2 separate regions of the Mus musculus genome follow, and region 2 is linked to region 1. Evidence: chromatin loops called from intact Hi-C (ENCODE). Cell type or tissue: gastrocnemius. All regions are shown on one strand.

Region 1 (8,000 bases):
CCTTCTGTGTCTCTGATGGATTACTGCCAAAACACATCTTTGTTCGGTGGAAAGTCTATAATCCAACACATACACGATTAATCCAATTTATAGGTCAGATATCAGTAAGTATATCTAATCTGGAGAGGTCTACAGATTAATTTAGAATTAACAACAAACCAAGCATTAATCCAAAAGCAGCTCTTTTTAGTTTAGGCATCCAAATATATAGTAAGATGTTTCAAAGAACATCAATCTATTCACAAAGGTAAATACGGCCTAATACGGAGAGACAAATACAAATCTGAAATGACTCAAGCAATTAAAAGATGGAGGAATTCATGTCACTTGCACTGGGAAAACAAAACAAAGATCCTCCTCACCCTATTACCCACATTACTATTTTTAGGTTTTTTAGGGGTTAAAAAAGATCAAAACACTAATGAACTTTAAGTCCTGTGAAGGGTAAAACCTCAGATAGTAACAAAAAGCTTCCAACCCCTCCTCAAACAAAAAACCCCAAGTCTTTAACTTTGATCCAGTTTTCAGATGCTGATATCCATAAATGGATACAGTTATGAATTGCTAATTCTGGTCTCTTCACTAGCAAAAAGCAAAGCAGCTCAGCAGTACAATTTCCCAGGAAAGCAAGCAAGGTTTCTTTCCAGCCTGAGCAGCCATCACTAAGTGCAGTTCCCTGCAGCCAACAGCATTAATGGACGCTGCACTGCTGTCCTTCCCTGGAGACAGCAGCCAGCACTACTCAAGCTTCTCACGTAGCAACCAGAGCTCCAGAGCCAGCAGCTGCTGCCGCCTTGTATACTCACTCCTGTGATCCAACACAGGAGCAACCTTTTCTTTACCCCACCCCCACTTCTTAACACACTTTTTTTTGGGGGGGGGGGGGAACAAGTGCTCCATGCTGGAAGGATTGGAACTATGCTTTTAGAAAGGAACAATCCTAAGGTCACTTTTAAATTGAGGTCTTTGATTTGAAAATCAACAAATACCAAATTCCAAATATTCGTTTTAATTAAACCAGCAATGTGGATATAAGCATTAAGTTTTAGTTTTAAAAAGGTCAATTTTCCAAACATTCAGCAATCATATTTAAATTTACAGCTAGGAACAAGAGCCTTGGGTCATGTCCTACCAAAGAACATAACTCAATATTCTACACATGACAATCTGAATAACCTTAAAGCCTCTAATCCCATAACAGGCCACAAATTTTGGACAGAGAACTAATGATCCTCCTGAGAAAACTGGAAGAAATCCAGGGAAAAGAAATTCCTGTGTCCTCCAAACTCAGAAATCTCTAATTATGTCAGTATTCTCTGCTTTAGTCCTAGGTCAGATTGCACACATCTAAAATAACCTCTTAAAGTTTTCCTCCTAGCGACCTAAACCATTATTAATATCAAATTAACCATCAAAACACTTTCCTCTCAATATGCTGCACACAAACCTCCTCCTGGAACCTCCTCCATCTGGATCCTCCCCAATCAAAAGTATAGGTATTTAACATATAAGCAAGGAAGTAATGTAAACATGACCTTGGTCACAAATATGTCATCTAAAAACAATTTAGTCAAGGTATGGAGGAAATTCGAGAACCTGAATCTTTTTAAGTATTTTGAGCACAGGAACAATTGGCAAAAGGAATCCAGGTATAGACAAAACCCAGAGCCCAGAGCTCTGGGCGAAAAATGAGTTGCTGGTGAAGACGTTACACAAGTAACATGAGAAAGCAGAAAATGCAGGTCATCCACGCACCCCTGACCCAGGCCAGCAGGGCGGGCTGCAGCATCAGTACACAGGAGAAAGATCCTTATTCCTAAGAATGAGAAAGGCAAAGGCGCCCGATAGAATAAATTAGCATAGAAGGGGCTTTCCCAGGAGTTAAAACTTTCCTTCTGAGCGATTACCTACTAAAACCAGGGCTTTTGCCCACTACCATTTACCTAGGATCTTGGCTTGCACGGATTCATAGGGGCATATCCCTCCCCCTCTTCTTTAGAGTCGTTCTTAAAAGATCGCTCTCCACGCCCTAGGCAGGGAAAACGACAAAATCTGGCTCAATTCCAGGCTAGAACCCTACAAATTCAACAGGGATATCGCAAGGATACTGGGGCATACGCCACAGGGAGTCCAAGAATGTGAGGTGGGGGTGGCGAAGGTAATGTCTTTGGTGTGGGAAAAGCAGCAGCCATCTGAGATAGGAACTGGAAAACCAGAGGAGAGGCGTTCAGGAAGATTATGGAGGGGAGGACTGGGCCCCCACGAGCGACCAGAGTTGTCACAAGGCCGCAAGAACAGGGGAGGTGGGGGGCTCAGGGACAGAAAAAAAAGTATGTGTATTTTGAGAGCAGGGTTGGGAGGCCTCTCCTGAAAAGGGTATAAACGTGGAGTAGGCAATACCCAGGCAAAAAGGGGAGACCAGAGTAGGGGGAGGGGAAGAGTCCTGACCCAGGGAAGACATTAAAAAGGTAGTGGGGTCGACTAGATGAAGGAGAGCCTTTCTCTCTGGGCAAGAGCGGTGCAATGGTGTGTAAAGGTAGCTGAGAAGACGAAAAGGGCAAGCATCTTCCTGCTACCAGGCTGGGGAGGCCCAGGCCCACGACCCCGAGGAGAGGGAACGCAGGGAGACTGAGGTGACCCTTCTTTCCCCCGGGGCCCGGTCGTGTGGTTCGGTGTCTCTTTTCTGTTGGACCCTTACCTTGACCCAGGCGCTGCCGGGGCCTGGGCCCGGGCTGCGGCGCACGGCACTCCCGGGAGGCAGCGAGACTCGAGTTAGGCCCAACGCGGCGCCACGGCGTTTCCTGGCCGGGAATGGCCCGTACCCGTGAGGTGGGGGTGGGGGGCAGAAAAGGCGGAGCGAGCCCGAGGCGGGGAGGGGGAGGGCCAGGGGCGGAGGGGGCCGGCACTACTGTGTTGGCGGACTGGCGGGACTAGGGCTGCGTGAGTCTCTGAGCGCAGGCGGGCGGCGGCCGCCCCTCCCCCGGCGGCGGCAGCGGCGGCAGCGGCGGCAGCTCACTCAGCCCGCTGCCCGAGCGGAAACGCCACTGACCGCACGGGGATTCCCAGTGCCGGCGCCAGGGGCACGCGGGACACGCCCCCTCCCGCCGCGCCATTGGCCTCTCCGCCCACCGCCCCACACTTATTGGCCGGTGCGCCGCCAATCAGCGGAGGCTGCCGGGGCCGCCTAAAGAAGAGGCTGTGCTTTGGGGCTCCGGCTCCTCAGAGAGCCTCGGCTAGGTAGGGGATCGGGACTCTGGCGGGAGGGCGGCTTGGTGCGTTTGCGGGGATGGGCGGCCGCGGCAGGCCCTCCGAGCGTGGTGGAGCCGTTCTGTGAGACAGCCGGGTACGAGTCGTGACGCTGGAAGGGGCAAGCGGGTGGTGGGCAGGAATGCGGTCCGCCCTGCAGCAACCGGAGGGGGAGGGAGAAGGGAGCGGAAAAGTCTCCACCGGACGCGGCCATGGCTCGGGGGGGGGGGGGCAGCGGAGGAGCGCTTCCGGCCGACGTCTCGTCGCTGATTGGCTTCTTTTCCTCCCGCCGTGTGTGAAAACACAAATGGCGTGTTTTGGTTGGCGTAAGGCGCCTGTCAGTTAACGGCAGCCGGAGTGCGCAGCCGCCGGCAGCCTCGCTCTGCCCACTGGGTGGGGCGGGAGGTAGGTGGGGTGAGGCGAGCTGGACGTGCGGGCGCGGTCGGCCTCTGGCGGGGCGGGGGAGGGGAGGGAGGGTCAGCGAAAGTAGCTCGCGCGCGAGCGGCCGCCCACCCTCCCCTTCCTCTGGGGGAGTCGTTTTACCCGCCGCCGGCCGGGCCTCGTCGTCTGATTGGCTCTCGGGGCCCAGAAAACTGGCCCTTGCCATTGGCTCGTGTTCGTGCAAGTTGAGTCCATCCGCCGGCCAGCGGGGGCGGCGAGGAGGCGCTCCCAGGTTCCGGCCCTCCCCTCGGCCCCGCGCCGCAGAGTCTGGCCGCGCGCCCCTGCGCAACGTGGCAGGAAGCGCGCGCTGGGGGCGGGGACGGGCAGTAGGGCTGAGCGGCTGCGGGGCGGGTGCAAGCACGTTTCCGACTTGAGTTGCCTCAAGAGGGGCGTGCTGAGCCAGACCTCCATCGCGCACTCCGGGGAGTGGAGGGAAGGAGCGAGGGCTCAGTTGGGCTGTTTTGGAGGCAGGAAGCACTTGCTCTCCCAAAGTCGCTCTGAGTTGTTATCAGTAAGGGAGCTGCAGTGGAGTAGGCGGGGAGAAGGCCGCACCCTTCTCCGGAGGGGGGAGGGGAGTGTTGCAATACCTTTCTGGGAGTTCTCTGCTGCCTCCTGGCTTCTGAGGACCGCCCTGGGCCTGGGAGAATCCCTTCCCCCTCTTCCCTCGTGATCTGCAACTCCAGTCTTTCTAGAAGATGGGCGGGAGTCTTCTGGGCAGGCTTAAAGGCTAACCTGGTGTGTGGGCGTTGTCCTGCAGGGGAATTGAACAGGTGTAAAATTGGAGGGACAAGACTTCCCACAGATTTTCGGTTTTGTCGGGAAGTTTTTTAATAGGGGCAAATAAGGAAAATGGGAGGATAGGTAGTCATCTGGGGTTTTATGCAGCAAAACTACAGGTTATTATTGCTTGTGATCCGCCTCGGAGTATTTTCCATCGAGGTAGATTAAAGACATGCTCACCCGAGTTTTATACTCTCCTGCTTGAGATCCTTACTACAGTATGAAATTACAGTGTCGCGAGTTAGACTATGTAAGCAGAATTTTAATCATTTTTAAAGAGCCCAGTACTTCATATCCATTTCTCCCGCTCCTTCTGCAGCCTTATCAAAAGGTATTTTAGAACACTCATTTTAGCCCCATTTTCATTTATTATACTGGCTTATCCAACCCCTAGACAGAGCATTGGCATTTTCCCTTTCCTGATCTTAGAAGTCTGATGACTCATGAAACCAGACAGATTAGTTACATACACCACAAATCGAGGCTGTAGCTGGGGCCTCAACACTGCAGTTCTTTTATAACTCCTTAGTACACTTTTTGTTGATCCTTTGCCTTGATCCTTAATTTTCAGTGTCTATCACCTCTCCCGTCAGGTGGTGTTCCACATTTGGGCCTATTCTCAGTCCAGGGAGTTTTACAACAATAGATGTATTGAGAATCCAACCTAAAGCTTAACTTTCCACTCCCATGAATGCCTCTCTCCTTTTTCTCCATTTATAAACTGAGCTATTAACCATTAATGGTTTCCAGGTGGATGTCTCCTCCCCCAATATTACCTGATGTATCTTACATATTGCCAGGCTGATATTTTAAGACATTAAAAGGTATATTTCATTATTGAGCCACATGGTATTGATTACTGCTTACTAAAATTTTGTCATTGTACACATCTGTAAAAGGTGGTTCCTTTTGGAATGCAAAGTTCAGGTGTTTGTTGTCTTTCCTGACCTAAGGTCTTGTGAGCTTGTATTTTTTCTATTTAAGCAGTGCTTTCTCTTGGACTGGCTTGACTCATGGCATTCTACACGTTATTGCTGGTCTAAATGTGATTTTGCCAAGCTTCTTCAGGACCTATAATTTTGCTTGACTTGTAGCCAAACACAAGTAAAATGATTAAGCAACAAATGTATTTGTGAAGCTTGGTTTTTAGGTTGTTGTGTTGTGTGTGCTTGTGCTCTATAATAATACTATCCAGGGGCTGGAGAGGTGGCTCGGAGTTCAAGAGCACAGACTGCTCTTCCAGAAGTCCTGAGTTCAATTCCCAGCAACCACATGGTGGCTCACAACCATCTGTAATGGGATCTGATGCCCTCTTCTGGTGTGTCTGAAGACCACAAGTGTATTCACATTAAATAAATAAATCCTCCTTCTTCTTCTTTTTTTTTTTTTTAAAGAGAATACTGTCTCCAGTAGAATTTACTGAAGTAATGAAATACTTTGTGTTTGTTCCAATATGGTAGCCAATAATCAAATTACTCTTTAAGCACTGGAAATGTTACCAAGGAACTAATTTTTATTTGAAGTGTAACTGTGGACAGAGGAGCCATAACTGCAGACTTGTGGGATACAGAAGACCAATGCAGACTTTAATGTCTTTTCTCTTACACTAAGCAATAAAGAAATAAAAATTGAACTTCTAGTATCCTATTTGTTTAAACTGCTAGCTTTACTTAACTTTTGTGCTTCATCTATACAAAGCTGAAAGCTAAGTCTGCAGCCATTACTAAACATGAAAGCAAGTAATGATAATTTTGGATTTCAAAAATGTAGGGCCAGAGTTTAGCCAGCCAGTGGTGGTGCTTGCCTTTATGCCTTTAATCCCAGCACTCTGGAGGCAGAGACAGGCAGATCTCTGAGTTTGAGCCCAGCCTGGTCTACACATCAAGTTCTATCTAGGATAGCCAGGAATACACACAGAAACCCTGTTGGGGAGGGGGGCTCTGAGATTTCATAAAATTATAATTGAAGCATTCCCTAATGAGCCACTATGGATGTGGCTAAATCCGTCTACCTTTCTGATGAGATTTGGGTATTATTTTTTCTGTCTCTGCTGTTGGTTGGGTCTTTTGACACTGTGGGCTTTCTTTAAAGCCTCCTTCCTGCCATGTGGTCTCTTGTTTGCTACTAACTTCCCATGGCTTAAATGGCATGGCTTTTTGCCTTCTAAGGGCAGCTGCTGAGATTTGCAGCCTGATTTCCAGGGTGGGGTTGGGAAATCTTTCAAACACTAAAATTGTCCTTTAATTTTTTTTTTAAAAAATGGGTTATATAATAAACCTCATAAAATAGTTATGAGGAGTGAGGTGGACTAATATTAAATGAGTCCCTCCCCTATAAAAGAGCTATTAAGGCTTTTTGTCTTATACTTAACTTTTTTTTTAAATGTGGTATCTTTAGAACCAAGGGTCTTAGAGTTTTAGTATACAGAAACTGTTGCATCGCTTAATCAGATTTTCTAGTTTCAAATCCAGAGAATCCAAATTCTTCACAGCCAAAGTCAAATTAAGAATTTCTGACTTTTAATGTTAATTTGCTTACTGTGAATATAAAAATGATAGCTTTTCCTGAGGCAGGGTCTCACTATGTATCTCTGCCTGATCTGCAACAAGATATGTAGACTAAAGTTCTGCCTGCTTTTGTCTCCTGAATACTAAGGTTAAAATGTAGTAATACTTTTGGAACTTGCAGGTCAGATTCTTTTATAGGGGACACACTAAGGGAGCTTGGGTGATAGTTGGTAAAATGTGTTTCAAGTGATGAAAACTTGAATTATTATCACCGCAACCTACTTTTTAAAAAAAAAAGCCAGGCCTGTTAGAGCATGCTTAAGGGATCCCTAGGACTTGCTGAGCACACAAGAGTAGTTACTTGGCAGGCTCCTGGTGAGAGCATATTTCAAAAAACAAGGCAGACAACCAAGAAACTACAGTTAAGGTTACCTGTCTTTAAACCATCTGCATATACACAGGGATATTAAAATATTCCAAATAATATTTCATTCAAGTTTTCCCCCATCAAATTGGGACATGGATTTCTCCGGTGAATAGGCAGAGTTGGAAACTAAACAAATGTTGGTTTTGTGATTTGTGAAATTGTTTTCAAGTGATAGTTAAAGCCCATGAGATACAGAACAAAGCTGCTATTTCGAGGTCTCTTGGTTTATACTCAGAAGCACTTCTTTGGGTTTCCCTGCACTATCCTGATCATGTGCTAGGCCTACCTTAGGCTGATTGTTGTTCAAATAAACTTAAGTTTCCTGTCAGGTGATGTCATATGATTTCATATATCAAGGCAAAACATGTTATATATGTTAAACATTTGTACTTAATGTGAAAGTTAGGTCTTTGTGGGTTTGATTTTTAATTTTCAAAACCTGAGCTAAATAAGTCATTTTTACATGTCTTACATTTGGTGGAATTGTATAATTGTGGTTTGCAGGCAAGACTCTCTGACCTAGTAACCCTACCTATAGAGCACTTTGCTGGGTCACAAGTCTAGGAGTCAAGCATTTCACCTTGAAGTTGAGACGTTTT
Region 2 (8,000 bases), 250 kb before region 1:
AGTGCTCTTAACCACTGAGCCATCTTCAGCCCAACTCATTCCTTTTCAATGCCTCACAATCAACTTATCCCCCCTGCCCCAAACCCTTCTAAATATATTCTAATATTCCCATTCTATTAACAAGTCAAGCCAAGCTTAGAGAGGTAAATGAACTCCTTGACAACTTATGATTATTAAGCCAAAAGCAGATACTCGAGCCTTTTCTTAGCACCAAAAAAATACCCCAATTGAGAATGAACCAAAGTTCTTCTTACTATTTAGTCCCTAAGCATGTCACCTAGCTTGGTCCTCATATCTGCTAACCAATATACTTTCTTCACAGAGCAAGTGGACTCACTAAAGTGACAGCAGCTTAAAATTGCTATGTATTTCCTGTTCCAAACACTGCTGGGTGCAAGATGTGTCTCCCTTTATTCTGTCCTCAGAATAAAGGATTCTGACAGGATATGTAACATCATTTTCCATTTCACAGACTCAAAACAGAAGTGAACATGTTAGTGTCAGAACTAGGATTCAGTCAGATCTAGGCAGTCTGTCTCAGATTATCTGCCTGTAAGTCTAAACTACTGAACACTGTGTATAGACATTCCTCTAGTGAGGTACTGCATATACTGGCAAACAGCCAACTAATGAGGTGCTGCTGTTTCAGAGATCAAATCTGAGGACAAGTTATATCTGGGACTGCCCAGACTACTTCACCCAGGACTTCTGGGTGGAGACAGTGTTTGGCACAGTGGGAAGCTCTGAGATGGGAGCTCATAGCTTGGGTAGAACTGAACAGATAGATCTTTCTGTCCAAATGCTGAAGGGGACGGATGCACCTACTCACCAGCCAGGGCATGGAGGTTTGGGAAGCCATGATAAGTGACATCATCAAGCTGAATGAGTCGAGGTCCAAAGGCCTGGCAGAGCCGTTCCACCATGCCAGTAATGCGAGCAATGTTGTTGTTGGAGGAACAGATGAAAGAGAAAAGGCACTCAGTGGGGTCTTGTCTCAGCAGTCTCACACCTGGAGAGCAGAAAGGTCGGAGCCTGGGGACACACCTCGAATCCCTCCACATCAGACACTACACCTTGAGGCTCCAGGGGGACCTGGAAGAATAAGGGACTGCTCGGGTCGAGAAATCACTAGGCTTCTGCCTTGTGGCATCCTGTGGGGTCTGGGTGACCATCCCATTCCACTGAGAAAAAAAGCCACAATGCAAGCACCACATGAACAGGGCTTCATTTTGTGTCCTTTTCTTTCTTCACCAAAGAGTAAAAGTGATTGGGTATATAATGACAGAATGACGTCACCTGCTCCAGGACACACAGTCAGGATTAGGCCCCATATCTTTATCACTTTCCTGTGGATGATGATCATCATCATTATAATAATAACAATGTGCTAAGTAGAAGCACTTTAGTAAGTACATCTTAATTATTTGCTATTATCATGTGTGTGTGGCATAGCGTGAACTTTTGGGAGTTGGTCCTCTCCTTCCAGTATGTATTGGGGCATTAAACTGCATGACAAGTGCTTTTATTTGATGAACCATCCTGGTGGCCCTGTATCTGCATGTTACGGAAGGCAGAGTCACAGAGATGTAACTTGTAAGCCACCATTCCTGCCCCCTTGTACTCACCTTGGAATTTCTGGGCCACTCTTTGGAAGTGGGAGTCTACAGAAGCCCAGTGGCTATACAGCTGTGCCAGGCTGACATCTAGCTGAAAGTACTTGTGTAGGGTTTCCAGCTCCTCTAGGGTGGGCCTGCTGACCTGGCTGTCGTCTCCTCGGTACACAGTGCAATAGAGCTGGTCCTCCGTCTGAGTCAGTGTCCATACTTGATCTGCCAGCACGCCACTCCAGTGAGCAGGGCTCTGCTCCTTCCACCTGGGCACCCCAACAGACAACCCTAGCATCGTTACCCATCTTGAACTCGTTAAGGTCCTTTCTGTTTTACAAATGTCCCACCTGTAAACTGACTAATTAGTTATAAATAAAAGTGGTATGTCTTCTTTCTTTTTCTTTCTTTCTTTTCTTTCTTTTTCCCCGAGACAGGGTTTCTCTGTGTAGCCCTGGCTGACCTGGAACTCACTCTGTAGACCAGGCTGGCCTCAAACTCAGAAATCTGCCTGCCTCTGCCTGCCAAGTGCTGGGATTAAAGGCATGTGCCACCACTGCCCGGCTAGTTTTCTTTCTTTCTTTCTTTTTTAAGATTTATTTATTTATTTATTTATTTATATGTAAGGACACTGTCCCTGTCTTCAGACACACCAGAACAGGGCATCAGATCTCATTATGGATGGTTGTGAGCCACCATATGGTTGCTTGGAATTAAACTCAGGACCTCCAAAAGAGCAGTCAGTGCTCTTAACCACTGAGCCATCTCTCCAGCCGCCCCCCCCCCCCCCCCCGCTAGTTTTCATCTTTTTGTTTGTTTGTTTTTTCGAGACAGGGTTTCTCTGTATAGCCCTGGCTGTCCTGGAACTCACTTTGTAGACCAGGCTGGCCTCAAACTCAGAAATCCACCTGCCTCTGCCTCCCGAGTGCTGGGATTAAAGGCGTGTGCCACCACCCCCGGTGTAGTTTTCATCTTAAAAATAAAAAAGAAGCGGTACTGGGGATTGAACCAAGAGCCAAGTGCGTGAAAAGCAAGCACTCTTATTACTGAGTGCATCCCTCAGCTTCCCCCACTGATTTTTATTGCATGGTCCTCATAATCCTGCACAGTCATCACCTCTACTTCCTAAAGAAGGTTAAAAGGCAAACCACCGGTGCTTAGACTCCAAAATGTACTCTCATCTATTGCTCCCAACATTCTCTGTATCCCGAGTGGGCAGCACTGAGAAGTCAACATCCTAGGGAACAGTCCTCCCAAGTGCAGTCACTCACCGGAAGGACTGTCCAGAAGCTAAAACCAAGTCCAGACGCAGCTCAGAGCGTGGACACGGGATAGAGGCCCAGAGGGCCGGGCTGGAGCTTAGGGTGCGATGTCTCATGCTGCTAGGCAGCCAGGAACGGAATAACATTCGGCTAGCAGCCCCAGCCCATTACGGCACTGTCCAATCAGAACTCGACTTTCCCAAGTCCTAAAGCCTCGCACACAAGTGACCACACACACCGGGAGTGTAGCACCGTGGGTCCTAGCTTATGGGTCCGGTGTAATTTTAATTTGAGTCCCTGTTGAATGAATTTCCCTCTCCTCGTAGGAAAGCCTCTCGCACACCACCAAACCCCTAAACGCCCCACTCCGCTCTCCCGTGCAGCACGCCCCGCCTCTTCCTCCGGACGTGGCCCCGCCCCCAGGACCTCCCGGCGCGCGCCTCCTCCTCCTGCGCAGCCCTCGAGGTTTGGAAAGGCGCGCCAGTATGGTTCTTCCGGGTCCCAGTTTACTCCCACCGGAAGTAGATCCTTGCTCCCGCTTATTTGACCCTAGAGGTAGCCAATCCGAGAAGAAAGTACGAAGCACCAATGAGAACTCGGGAGTGCCGGAGTGGGCGGGCCTGTGAGGTGGGAGCGGTTGGCCTGCTGGCCTCGCTGCTTGGCGATTGGCTGCCAGAGACCCGGCTCTGCCATTTCAGGGCTTTCGGTGCAATCTCAGGGCCTGCCTGCAACTTCTCGTGCTGGCCCGCACTGGAGCCACATCATTGCGGGGCGTAGTGGTACACACCGGTCGTCCCAGAACTCGGTAGGCAGAGGCGGGAGGCACGTTTGAAGCTTAACTAGGCTGGGCTTCATGGCGAGACTCTGTCTCAAGAAATAAACCGAAAGAATCTCATCCTCCCCTGCTCAAGCCTTTCTCCACCGAGCCTCTTCTGAGGCAGTGATTTTTCAGCGCTGTCCCCTCCACGTCTTGTCAGGAGGCCCCGAATGCGCCATCTCGGGCTTCCCAGGCTTCAGAGGCCAGTCTCAGGTTTGCTCGCCCTGGCTACAGCCTGCGGCACAGCTACCCGCTCCAGTCCGAGCGTGGAGAGATGGGCTTTCTTTGGAGTTCACTCCGTCCAAATGCCAGTGTGTGGCTCTAGGCAGCCTAAGGGACCAACACAACCAGCACCAGCCACCTTGTTCCAAAAAGGACTATATCATTTATAATTTTTTAAGACAAAAAAAGAATGCTTAGGCTAAGAAATATGAACTTCAGCCGGGCAGTTATGGCGCATGACTTTAATCCCAGCACTTTGGGAGGCAGAGGCAGGCAGATTTCTGAGTTTGAGGCCAGCCTGGTCTACAGAGTGAGTTCTAGGACAGCCAGGGCAACACAGAGAAACCCTGTCTCCAAAAACAAACAAAAAAAGAAAAGAAAAAAAGAAAGAAAGAAACATGAACTTCGGACACTAGTTTGACACACTAGGGCATTTTCCATCAAGCAGAGAAATTTTCGGGTTGTGCCTAAATTATTGGACTACAGACTCAAGGGCAGGGCTGGATGCTGATTAGTGTGTGTGTGTGTGTGTCTACAGAAAGGCACAGCACACCTGCTAGAACACTATTAACCAACATCAAACAAACTGGGTCTTTTGTCTCAGTTTCATTAAGCAGTAGCTGTAAGGCTCTCAGCATCCATGTTTTACTGTGATTACCTCATCTAAAGGCATGTCACCTTACAGGTGCCTGGCACTGAGAAGGCATTCTCTCCAACAAGACTTTAAGTTAGGAAAAACGCCAAGGTTGCATGTGCATTAACAGGCTGGTACACACCTACTTTGTTTTCAACTGAAGTGTCTGAAGCCCTTCAGCTACAGTCCTAACAAAGGACTTGAAGCAACTGAATCCCATAAGATGGCAGTAATGGACTCATCTGGTCTTAGGTGCTAGCTGAAAAGACACCTTTCCAGACAAAGAGACCTGGGTTTAAGTCCTAGCTCTCCAACTTCTTAGTTGTAGGAACTTTGGCGAGTTAATTTTTCTAAACCTTAGCATCTGAGGTAAACAACCTGTAATTAACACACCCCATAATTACTGTAAAGATTGCACAACAGTATATCTAAAGGTACTTAGTATGGTCCTGTCACTGTGGAGATAGCTGCGTATTATTAGCCATCCATAGTTATTGCAGGGATTAGACACAATTTATGTATTTCTAGGTACTTAGGGCAGTGCCTGAGAGTACATAGGACATGTGAGCTCTTACTTAGCTTTGCTATTCAAACTTTTCAAAGACGGGTTCTTGTTATGTTATTCTGCCTCCCCTTTGAACTCATGGCAATTCTCCTGCCTCAGCACCTCACGTCCTGGGATTACAGGACCGTGCTACTACTCTATCTAGCTTGCTTATATGTCTTATGACTGCCGTGCACAGTCATCAGCAACCCTTTGGGCACAAAGTACATCCCAAGTATGAGGCACAAAGCTCTCCCTCGGAATCCCTCTGTCCTAGTAGAAGGCAAGAAGAAAGAATTCTAAATAGACTTTATTTTCTAAGAATCAATATATTTTCTTCCTTTGAAATAAATACAAACCAGTTTGAAAGGTAGGGGGAGTTCTATGGGAAAAGGAAAGGAAGTAGAGACAAGCTCCATTCTTTTCTTTTTTTTTTTTCTTTTTCTTTTTTTAGTACCAAATGACTCTGGCGCGACCCGGAAACGCAGTTACAAATGAGAATAATTTAAATTCTCCAATAATTACAGTATTTACAACAGCAGGGGAGGGGTCACCTAGTGCCCCTCTTCCAGGCTAGACAGACATCAATCCCACGGCTAGGCTGGGATGATGCTGATTTACCTTACCACCTGCAAGGGCCTCAGGCCTCTAGGCAGGTATGAATTCCCCTGGCATGAGTAGGTAAGGGTGGTAGGGCCTGTTTTTTACAGTATTCTTACTGTGGCCCACCACCCTGCCCTACAATGCCATGAGTTTTTGAACTCGTTAGACCTCTGAGACCTCTCCTCTCCTTGCACTGAGTGGCCATGGGCCCTTGGAGTGTTTTGTACAGTCCAGCTGCACTCAGGGCAGGAGGGACCTCCCCTACCCAACTTCCCCTGAGACTGGCCCCAAGACCAGGAATTAATCAGTGCAGAGGGCGGCATCACTCCAGGACAATGAGCAAAGGGAAGGAGAGCCATCACAGCACCACCGGGCTCTGAGAGTATCAGTCACTATCGCTGGTCTCGCTGCTCTGCTCACCCTGCACCTTGCTTCGGTGCTGCAGAGCCCTGTGGTAAGCAATCTGCACTGACTTGCGGATGTTGGACTTGCGGCCCTCCAGCATCTTCTCTTTGTCTAGATCCTGGTTCACACCCAGAGGAACAAGCTTAGTCCGGGGCAGCCACTGCCTGTCAGAGAAGGTAAGAAGATGAGATGAGGCATGATTTCAGGTAGAAGAGTGCTCGCCCTTTTGAACCCCGTGCTGTTAGGAATGCCTACTCCTAGCATCCCTGCTATCAAGGGACTGTGTATTGTATTGAGAAGAACAGCCCAGGCAGCAGATCAGGGGGAGTAAATGAATCAGGAGATGCTTGAGGCAATAACATTGATTCTACAAGGATTTACTAAAAGACTTGCTTAGGAAATACTGAGTTACATGAAGTAGAAGTTAGCTAAAGGAATTCTGCCTCCAATATGACTAAACAGGTGTGTTAGAAACCGTAGGAAAGACAATTTTGTACAAAAATGGCAGTCTAGGGTTGCTGAGAAAATGTTTCTGCTAATGTTTGCTCACCAAGATTGATATCCAGTTAATCTAGATTCCCAAAACAAAAGGAGGCAACACTGACTTAAAACCAGCCACTAGGTCCATCTCCGTATCAAAGAACATGCCTCTAAGGTTGCAGAGCAAGGGACAACTATTATTAATGGCATCCTGGTCTGCCATCAAGTAAATTACTTATAAGGAAAAGCATAATTCTATCAAGTGGCCAAGACGATCCTAGGTAACAACTATTCAGAAAACAACAACACTGGTGTCCTTAATTAACTCTGGCAATTTCTTTGCTGTATAATCTCCCTTTCACCCGCCCAAGTGGTCAGACTTGCAGTCTCCTGTCTCTTTAAATTGTTTAAAGTGCAGCCTGGATCTGGAAGAGATTTAAGGATGATGGTGTACATGAGATGTATAAGCCTAAGGCATACACACATATGCACGCACACGCTGGTCTATAAATTGGTGAAATTTTGTGTTTGAGGCTGGTTCCCTTTTGTGCCAGCACCAGTTGCATGCTTAGAGACTTTCCTTTATTAAATTCTTAAGTGTGATGAGTTCTCACTGGGAAGGCATATTAATTCTACAGCATAACCACAGCATCTTTTGGGTGTAAAAATCCTGTCCCAGCTGCTTTAGGGAGACTACAAATTGTCATCTGCAGGCATTTAACACGGTTTTGACAGGAAGGATTTAAAGTTTAAATGTTTATGTTTGGTTTTCCTCACTTTGTTACTATAGAGGAAAAAATGGAAAAAATAAGTCTAGAAGCCATCAATGTGGGCAGAGAGCCACCCTAAATCTGTCAGTCACTGATGGTCCTTTGGTTTCTAGTTATAGCTGTTTGCCAGCTACTGCCTACTCAGTGCATCAGACTAAGGGCCACACCCTTTTCTTAAAGCTATTCTAAGTGTGTCGTCACCCCACACCATGTACACTTTGTAATAAACTAATCATTTGTAGTGTCTCTTGGCAGTCTGCTGCCACATTACAGATGGCTGTATACATCTGTGGCTTTAAGTCACACCAAATGCATCCATCTTTCCTTACCAGGTTCGTTTGTTGTCAAAGAAGAGAACGAGGTAGAGATGCTCTCGGGCTTCCTGTGTCATTTGTTCCCCAAGTTTTAGAACCTCCAGTGGTGGTACAGGGATAGGAACCCCATGGTGGAACATACCTTCTCGGGGCATCTTTGGATCAATGATCTAAGGATGTAATACAAGCTCAGTTATGTATAGGTCACTTCTTCCCTGAAGCTAGCTAGCCCTATCTAAGAACTCAAAGAATATGTTACTGGGCTTACAGTATTGACCCATATTATTTCAGAACCTAGGGTGCAAAAGGAGATAGAGAGAGGTGGGAAAACTGACTGGGATCTCT

Evidence for each region. Peaks named below come from ENCODE experiments on the same cell type or tissue, not always from the same donor. Only the 100,000 strongest peaks of a DNase experiment are listed, where the experiment ranks them.
Region 2: it touches region 1 in a loop (2.4-fold over the local background); 3 of 42 quality-filtered maps call a loop at or near these places.

What each region holds. Positions count from the first base shown.
Region 1 is chr6:113,072,411-113,080,410 of GRCm38, reverse strand. It overlaps Setd5 (SET domain containing 5), which reads right to left and starts at 2,772. Exons shown (of 22, transcript NM_028385.1): 1 at 2,699-2,772. It overlaps Gt(ROSA)26Sor (gene trap ROSA 26, Philippe Soriano), which reads left to right and starts at 3,167. Exons shown (of 3, transcript NR_027010.1): 1 at 3,167-3,237. In gastrocnemius, a CTCF peak has its summit at 4,304; DNase peaks (open chromatin) are centred at 2,166, 3,109, 3,650, 3,867 and 2 more places; H3K4me3 peaks cover 5,780 bases; H3K27ac peaks cover 7,838 bases.
Region 2 is chr6:113,322,238-113,330,237 of GRCm38, reverse strand. Brpf1 (bromodomain and PHD finger containing, 1) reads right to left here. Exons shown (of 13, transcript NM_030178.2): 12 at 7,671-7,825; 13 at 5,376-6,255. The coding sequence ends at 6,072. It overlaps Ogg1 (8-oxoguanine DNA-glycosylase 1), which reads right to left and starts at 3,262. Exons shown (of 7, transcript NM_010957.4): 1 at 2,876-3,262; 2 at 1,626-1,873; 3 at 830-1,009. The coding sequence starts at 3,012. In gastrocnemius, no CTCF peak of the experiment used is centred here; DNase peaks (open chromatin) are centred at 3,022, 3,416 and 3,888; H3K4me3 peaks cover 2,438 bases; H3K27ac peaks cover 3,663 bases.